2 separate regions of the Homo sapiens genome follow, and region 2 is linked to region 1. Evidence: chromatin contacts called from ENCODE Hi-C or POLR2A ChIA-PET data. All regions are on one chromosome and are shown on one strand. The core of a region is the stretch at or near the end of the contact, and the rest is flanking DNA. Distances in the headings are between cores, read along the strand shown.

Evidence for each region. A loop is a pair of places that touch in the nucleus more often than their neighbours do. ChIA-PET counts read pairs that join two places held with the same protein, here RNA polymerase II (POLR2A). Pooled maps may share reads with other maps.
Region 2: a pooled map shows a loop between it and region 1 (16-fold over the local background). The contact joins the promoter of CUL4B here to the promoter of DOCK11 in region 1. A Hi-C loop is called at or near these places in 6 of 50 pooled maps. POLR2A ChIA-PET finds 5 or more read pairs at or near these places in 2 of 52 experiments (OCI-LY7 and activated B cell).

What each region holds. Positions count from the first base shown.
Region 1 is chrX:118,493,982-118,498,401 of GRCh38, forward strand. It overlaps DOCK11 (dedicator of cytokinesis 11), which reads left to right and starts at 1,834. Exons shown (of 53, transcript NM_144658.4): 1 at 1,834-2,092. The coding sequence starts at 1,991. RefSeq lists enhancers at 1,172-1,241, 1,644-2,622 and silencers at 1,652-1,791, 1,902-1,981, 2,072-2,131, 2,302-2,361.
Region 2 is chrX:120,559,712-120,564,101 of GRCh38, forward strand. It overlaps CUL4B (cullin 4B), which reads right to left and starts at 1,251. Exons shown (of 20, transcript NM_001079872.2): 1 at 372-1,251. The coding sequence starts at 927. RefSeq lists enhancers at 320-1,205, 1,203-1,497, 1,206-2,090 and silencers at 1,471-1,550, 1,851-1,900.

The sequences.
Region 1 (4,420 bases), core at 584-3,083:
GGAACCCTCCTCTCACACTTCCCTCTTATATCTTATTGGCCCAAACCGATTGGGAGTCTAGACCATCCCACTAGTCAATAAGAGGGAGCTTATCATGGTTTTTTCATCAGTCATGATTCATCACCTGGAGTTGGGCCTGCCTTCCTTAAACCCTGTGGCTCTGCCCTATATCTGAAGTAAATCTGGGCTCTCTTTGCAAGCAAAAAGTGTTATAGCTATTGTGGTGGTAACCAACAGCATGAGCCACACAGGCATTTATGGAACAGAGGGTATGAATTCTTGGAGATCAGCCTACACGCAACAATTAACAAATTTTACACGTACTGTGCAAAACTAAGATTTGTGACAGAATGTCTTTAGAGGACTTCCAGGTCCCAGGCCCTCTAGGAGCCTCCATATATGCTTTATTGAGACTGATGGGATGGCTGAAATAGGCTTACTGCGAAGAGACTTGGCCTTTTCTGGGTTCAAAGAAACCATCACCACGCATGCCCTTGTTTCCATAATAAAGTCCCCTAAAAGACTGTTTGGTCTTTGAGGGTGGGGAAAGTGCCCGATGGGTGGTGGTAGGACTGCTTTCAGAAGGGCTGCTCGGTCCCCCAGACTGAGGGCCATTTTCAAACTCTCAACAAATGAAATAACCAGATAGAAAACTGCCACCATCAGTGGAGCCTTTCACTCTGCACTTCAGGAGGTCTGACAGGGTCACTAGTACTTCAAGATTCCCGTCCCTATTTCTGTCTTAAGCATGTTCGTTTTATACCCTGTTATGAGATGTTCTTTGATTCTTGGAAAAACAATTTCTTGGAAGCTGAAAAGAGTAAGGAGATGAATAGGAAATGGAGAGGTGAGTGCAGGGCACTTGTAAAAGCTACTATAAGATTGGTAAGTCCACCAAACCCAGGGAGATGGCCTTCCTAATGCCCACCCCCACCCCACTCCTGGTGCAGTCAGTGCTGACCTAGGGATCACCTGCCACAGGCTCATCCTAATGCCCACCCCCACCCCACTCCTGGTGCAGTCAGTGCTGACCTAGGGATCACCTGCCACAGGCTCAGGCTCCACCACCCAGCTCTCCCCCGTGGGGGACGGAGCGAGGGGTGCCGCCACAATAAGTTCCCACTTCCAGAAGCATGCTCTCTCCCCAGTGTTGCCCCCTGTTAGGTGAGCCAACTGAGTAGGAAAACGGTGTGGGCGAGGAGGGGGACCCAGTCGAGCCGCTCACGCTGGAAAGCAGCTCTCTGTCCTTCGACATTGGTGCGACCCTTCCCCAAGGAGCACACAAAAGGCGGCTGCTCCACGTTGTTTTCCAGCCCCTAGCCGCCTGGGCCCTGGGGGCTTGCGGGGTGGAGGGACGTGAGAGTTCTCCAGCCCTCCTGCGGGCACTGCAGCTCGGAGGCGGGAGAGGAGCACTAGGGCGGGAGAGGAGCACGCCCCACTCTTGGAGACATTTCATCACCCCTCTCTGTTCCCCCACCCCACCCCGCCCTCCCCACTCAAGCGGAAAAAAAGAAGCAGCCCAGATCTCCCCTCCCGGATGCGGCTGCACCAGCAACATCAGCTGCGGGCGGAGCCCGAGCGGTAGCCACTTCCCCCCTCTTCCCTCGTGACCCTCGCCCCCACCTCCAGTTCTCCCTCCCCCTCTACACACCCTTCCCCATCAGACACACCCTCCTGCTTCGGCTGGTGGCGATCGGAGCTCGGGCCCTCTAGGGGAGGGAGCTGCCGCCGCCGACGCCGTGGGGCAGGACAGTGAGCGGGCGAAGCGAGCGAGAAAAGGAGGGAAGGAGGGAACGAGGGAGGAGCAGCGGGTGGGAGGTGGGAGGGAGGAGCAGCGTGAGCCGCGCCGCCGCCGAGCTGCGATGTGGCCGGCCGGCCGGCGAGTAAACAGAGGGAGCAGCAGCGGCCGCGGCCGCCGCGGGCCGGGGCAGTGAGTCCACCCGCCCGCCGAGGTCCGCCCGCCCGCCGAGACCCGCCCGCCGCCGCTGCCATGGCCGAAGTGCGCAAATTCACCAAACGGCTCAGCAAGCCTGGCACGGCGGCTGAGCTCCGGCAGAGCGTGTCTGAGGCCGTGCGGGGCTCCGTGGTGCTGGTGAGTGGCCGGGGGACGGGGCATCCCGGGGGACGCGCTCCAGGCGGGAGCGACGCGGGAAGGGGCAGGAACGGCGCCAGTGCGGCCGCTTGGTGCGCCGCGCGCTGTCTTTCTCCGCTCCAGTAAGTTTTCGCACCGGCAGCCGCCGGCCGGGGTCCGAGTCCCAGGCGCCGGCTGACAGCTCTCCGGCCGCCCGGCACGGCGGAGGCGTGCGCCGGGATGGAAGCAGACGGGCAAAAGCCGGGCTCGGACGGCTGCGGAGGAGGCGGAGGCGGAGGCTCCCACCCAGGGTCGGGGCCGGGGGTGTGAGCTAAAGAGCTGACCTCGCGCTGCTCTGGACTCGGCACAAAGAGCCGGGGACAAGGGCACGACGAGATCCTGATCCCCTCCCGCGAGCACCTGAGGCCGCCTAGGCGGAAGGATGCGATGAGCGTTTGGCACACACACTCTCGCGCGCACACATACACACACTGTGTACACAAAAAAGAACCCCACCCAGAAAGCCCCGGGCGCCCAAGCTCGGGCTGGCGGTGAGAACAGAGGAAGCAGAGCGACTTCCTCCTGCAACTGGGGAGAGAGGGTGGTGATGGGTGTTGAAGGGGTGCTGCTGCGGAGGAAGGGCATTAGAAACAACGGGGTTCTGCGACAGAGTGGGCGCAGGGTCATCCACCGCAGGGAGAGTGTGTCCCTCGGGGACACGCGAGCGCTCCAGAGGCAAGGGGACCAAGGGGACGGTGCCGTGGGGATTTGGGGGAAGACTGGGTGTGTCAGTCCAGGGATGGAGGACCTGGGGTCAGAGCCCCACAGCTCAGGACTGGGGGATGGGGATTCGAAAGCGCGCTGACTCCCTGGGAACCCTCCCAGAGCACCCTCAGCCTTATCCAGATTGTCTGACTCTGGAGAAAGGCTAAAGGGTGCTAACGGGCACTTGCCCCTTCTCTTGTTTTCAAGACACTCGTTGCCAGTTTCCTGGACAAGCGAACAAACCCTGAATAAGCAATCGGACTGATTAATTAGTGTTTGTTTTGTTACTTTGTTTTTTGGTTGTTGTTTTTGTTTGTTTTTGTCTCCCTCAGCTCCATTTTACAGCGAGTCGTTTGCTGTGTTTAAATTTCACCGTTTAAGAGAGGGCTCTTTTTGTTAAAACAACTTGTCATCGGAAGGGAACTTCACAGCTTTTCCTTGTAATTTTTCTGTTGATCTTGTAGAATCAGCAATAAAACCCAGCATTAAAGGGAGGCCAGGGGCTTGATCCCAACAGTGGAGAAAGTTGACATTAGTGGGAGTTCTGGAGGAGGATCAAAGGTAAACTATGTACCTTTGAGATAAAGATCTGATCCCTAATAGCTACAACTGTGCAAACCTAAGTGACTTTAAAGAAATCTCTTTATTGTGGCTAGACCCTTGAAAGTTTAATTCTGCTGTTTAGTGGAGCTAAATCCAGACCTTTAATGTTACTTTAATGGACTTGGCTTGTGTATTTCAGTCTGATTTTGGAGTGAGGACCTGTTGAGGTCAGATTGGAGCCTTGCCTGTCATCACAGCCAGTTAAGAGAGGAAGGCAAGCTGTGTGCAGAGCATTTATACCAGGGCTCTCATCTTGGGTGATTGTTAACACGTGATTCAATCTACCTAGCAGAGAACGCTTTCCTAAATTCAGAGAAAACAAAAAACCTTCCTTGAGCGGGGTTGGCTGGCCTTCTACCACAACACGTGAAGAAAGCTGTAGGTGGCCAGATTTCTCGAGAATAAATGGGACTAAGAAAACTTCCACTGGGATTTGATCAGCACTTGACCTGCCACCCTAGCAGCAAAAAGTTAACATTAGCATTCTTTCCCCTGTTTTTAGGTTTTCAAAAGAATTTTGTGCATTGTAGGTTCAGCGGCTCCTTCCTGACCATTGATTCTATGGCGAAGGAGGAAAAACTGTTATTGGCAGGAGTCTTTTCTAGGAGACGCTGGCAGTGGCCATGGTTCCCTTGTCAGCCCAGCTTACTTGGGACCAAGGTCATTGATTTTTACCGTTTACACCAGGCAATGCAGAGGAATATTTACTCATTACTCTAGTATGTGAACCACATTGAGATTTTGGGAGTGAGGGAGAACAGATTCTAGTAATCTAAATCAATGAATATCTATTGAGCCCTTACAATGTGCCACACACAATGCTAGATGCTCTATAATTATGAGAATGCAAATGATCTTTTTCTTCATTTGTTTTCATTATTTACAATCTGGGTTGGTTGTGTGTATGGGAATGTCTTTGTCAATAGGACACCCAGATTATGCACACAAATCAAGTTTAGATTCTTCATAGAGCCTTAGCAA
Region 2 (4,390 bases), core at 1-2,500, 2.1 Mb after region 1:
CCCAGCAATGCCAAGGCTCGCTATGCACCTGAAATAAATAAACCTCTTTAGAATACAAATTTCTCACCTGCAAAATCCGGATCAATCATACCGATTGTCAGTGTTATAAGGAATAACAGATTAAATACAATAGGTTGAAAAAGACCTCAAAATACTGCACAGAAACACCCGGTGTATGCTTCAGCACAAGGATCCTAACCACCCCCGGAAAATGAACCCTCCACCAAAAAAGGACCTCCCCTCCACCTCATTGATTATGCATAAAACATTAGGCCACCTCCAAACTGTTTAATATATTAACATAAATAGAGCACGTGACCCCTCGAGTGTCAAATCCTTATTAGGTGATTATGGATTTTGGCCTTGGTTACCTTTAAAGTTCTTGATCACTAACTTCTTAGCAGAGCCAGGTTTGCTGTTAGCAAAGCTAGAGACGGTGGTAGAAGATTTGGCTAGGCCGTTTGCATGATGCACCGAAGCCACAGAAGAGATTAATATACTCTTATTTTTAAGTTGCTGCTGCTGAGATGTTGCAGCAGTTGGTGAAGATGAGGAGGAGGAGGAGGAGGATTCCTCAGCCATCTTCGCATCAAACCCTACAAACTCCAGGGTGTCTTCAAAACGCAGCTTCTTCTGTATCGGTACGTGGCTGGAAGCAGCCACTGAAACCCCCAGGCAGAAGGACGAGGTTGAAGGGGATGCCGAATCCCTGGGTTGTAAAGGAGGAGTGGAAGAGGAGGAAGAGGTGGAATCAAAGTCTTCTCTCTCGTTACTACTGTTACTGCTGCTACTGCTGCTGCTGTTTAACTTTCTCTTCTTGGCAGAGGTGGGCGGAGTGGTGCTGGTATTACCATCAGTGGCAGATCTGACCTCCTGAGCAGCAGCAGCAGCTGAGGGACTGGGGGAAGAAAAACCTGTTGGAAACATGAAAATAGCGGGGTCAACAGGCAGAGGAGCATCAAAAACCTACGTTTATATGCCTGCGTGCGTGTAGGAGAGAAGGTAGCAATGCTAGAGGGGGAAGGGAAGAAAGAAGAGAGGAGAAACACAGAGGACGAGAAGGAAAGTGAAGGGGGGGGCTACACCGGGGGAATGGGAGGGTTTGGGAAGGCGGATAGGCTGACACCAGGAGTGAGCAGAACGAGGGGGGAGAGCGAATGAGGAGGCAGACAGGTAAACGGCCGTGCCGTCCCCCTCCCCTGCTTTTCGATCTCTCTCCCCCCCTTTCTGCAGGAGCGACTCAGCGAGTCTGTGAGGCTGCAGCTCCTCCTCCTTTTCTCCCTCTCCCTGGGAGGGGAGAGGCTGTGGTTGGGGGAAAGGGGGAGGGGGAAAGAACCAGGGCTTGTTATTGTCAATAGCACAAGAGGCTAAAGATGGCGCCATTTCCGGTCACGCGGCGCCGAGGGAGGGGCGGTGTCAACCTCAGGGAGTGGGGGTGAGGGAAGCGCTGCAGCCGCCCGGGGGGCGGGGGAGCTCGCGCGTGAGGGGGCGGCTGGAAAGGGGCGGCTAAAGTGCCCCAGACGCTCGCGCTAGTTCGCTCCTGCTCCCGCTCCCCTTCGCGATCCCCTTTCCTGGCAGCGCCTTCCTTCCCTGGCCCACCGGGAACTCCCACTCCCTCCTTAACGGTCCCGCGGGAAGCTTCGCGCCGCAGCGCCCTTACCGGAAGTGACTGGGCAGACACTTTTCATAGCGCCCAGATCCCGAAGCCCCCAGGTCCGCAGGACTTGAGTGGGGGGGGGAAGGGGGGAGGGAGAAATTGGGGGGAAGAAAAGTGGATAGGAGGAGGGGGCGGGCCTTCGAGACACCTTCGGAGCTCCTGATTGGAGCTTTCTGAAGGCGAGGGGGTGGGGGGGGTGGCGGGAGGAGCGGGAAGGAGCCTCGGGGGAGGGAAGGTAGTGACGGCGAGGGGCGGAGTGAGCTAGCTGGGAAAACGGAGGAGGAGGAAGAGGAGGAGAGAGGGAGGGACGGAATAAAACGTAAGGGTCCGGGAGAATAGAAACTTTGAAAGAGATGAAAGAATAAGGAGTGGTTGCAAGGCTAGGGGAGTAACCCTAAATAGAGGAAAACATAATCATGCCATTATGCCCGCTGCTGGAGAGGAATGTCCCTATGTTAAGATAGGAAAGGAGAAGAAAACGAGCTAAGATAGGAAGAAAAGGACTTTTTAATTCGGTGCCGGTATAAATTGTTTCTCTTTTATCTCAAGGCACCACAGACCCAAGGCTGAATAAGGCCTGAATTTTGATGCCTTTCTCTTTCATGTAGCTGTAAATCCTTTTATCTTACTACCAGGAGCATTTTCTAAGCTGGCTGGCCAAATTAAGTGTGTATTCTAAGGCGAAGAAATGGAAAGGTAACTAACCCCTCACCCACCCAGCACTATGCCCAGGATCGTCCTAACCCCCACTCTATCAGTCCTTAACTCAGTAATTTATAGACCCAACAAAGCTAAGACCCACTTCCTTCTTTTGCCAAATCTCAGTTTACACGCTGTCCCAAAGGAGACATTTTAGAACCATATCGGCAAAAGTCAGTGTTTTCTACTAATGTGTTTCATGACCCCATGCTTTACAATTGATTATTGATTTAAAAAATCTTTAAGTTTGGTTAAATTAGCAACAATAAACCTTGTAAATTCCCTGTTGGGAGTTTTTACTTAACCTTGGGGCATTCTCAGAGGGAGGTAACACAATATCAAAAACTAAATTTGCCAACCTGTTGATCATTCTAACTGCAAAAGCATTCAGTTAGCATGTATGGTAAGACTATGCAAGGTCTCTGCCCTTGAGAAGCCAGTAGGGGAAGATAGTTTCAAAACTAATTTCCATAACAATAATATGACATATATACAAAGTGCTGTCAGAAGAGGCAAAACAAGAAATTTGGGAGAAATCTGGAATAGGAAGAGTTCTACAGAGATTATGTTTATGCTGTGTCTCAAAGTGGGAGTTGCCAAAAAGAGAAGAGGGAACAGGATGAAAGGCATTCTGGGGAACGGAAACAAGGGCAAAGCAAGGAGTGAAAGGGCCAGGCCTGTTTATGGAAACATGGAAAGTGCAGTGAGGCTGGGAAGTAGGATGTCTGGCTGGGAGTAAGGAAGATGAGGCTCAAAAGTGCCTGGCACACCAAGCCAAGAATTTGGAGTCTACTCTGTAGGCGATCATAGATAGCAGGGAGACAATCCAGCAAGCAGAGCTTTTACAAACCAGGGGTGACAGGATTGTGAGTGGAGTAAAAGCAGCTTGTATGGTATACCTTGTGATAGGTGAATCAGAACCCTGCAAATAAATCAACTTTCTAACTTTGTTTAAACAGGCCCACTTGTTTTTGTGTCTTGAAAAGTCCCTGATTAAAATGCAAATCAACCTTTGGCATTATTAGACAATATCATTGCTATTTGATGACAGCCTGCTGAAAGCAAGGCTCTAATGGAACTTAGAACCGCTGAGAAGGGAGATGGGGGCCTGAAAGGAGACAGATGGAAGCACTCCTATCTGTTTTGAATATACCACATAGTTTTTTTCATTTTGTTTTGTTTTGAAGACAGAATCTTGCTGTGTCGCCCAGGCTGGACTGCAGTGGTGTAATCTTGGCTCACTGCAACCTCTGCCTCCCGGGTTCAAGCGATTCTTGTGCGTCAGCCTTCTTGAGTACCTGGGACTACAGGCATGTATCACTACGCCTGCTAATTTTTTTTGTATTTTTAGTAGAGTCAGGGTTTTGCTATGTTGGCCAGGCTGGTCTCGAACTCCTGGCCTCAAGTGATCCGCCTGCCTCAGCCTCCCAAAGTGCTGGGCCTACCATATAGTTCTTGCTGCCCAAATAGAAACAGTAAACTCTTAAGGCCAGGAAAGACACCTTAATACATTGAACTTTCCTTTATCGTGTCTCACAGTTCACAAAATGCTGAACCACTGTAAATGCAGGGTAAATGCTTATTGAATTGAGTATTTCATTGCATGTGAATAAAATAATGCTGTGTCTTTATAAGGGAGGATTAACTGACTCATTTTCAGGATTTAATGAACAAGGTTGTTCTAATTCATGTAGTTAAAATCTTTAGGAGGGTATATGAAGTGCTAGCCATTTTAAAAAATTACAAATATTAGTGCAACTGAAAGGGAATGGACATAAAGATAAGAGAAAGCTGCTTTTGCCATACAAAGATAAACTTTTCTACTAACCTAAATGATAGCTGAGTCCTGTTAATATTTAACTACATTCTAGTAATAATAGTTCCCTATCTCACATGGTTATCTAAGCCCTTCAGTCTTCTGAGTTACATGTTGGTTTTAAAAAGCACAGATCTGGCCACGCGTGGTGGCTCATGCCTGTAATCCCAGCACTTTGGGAGGCCAACATGGGTGGATCACATGAGACCAGGAGTTCC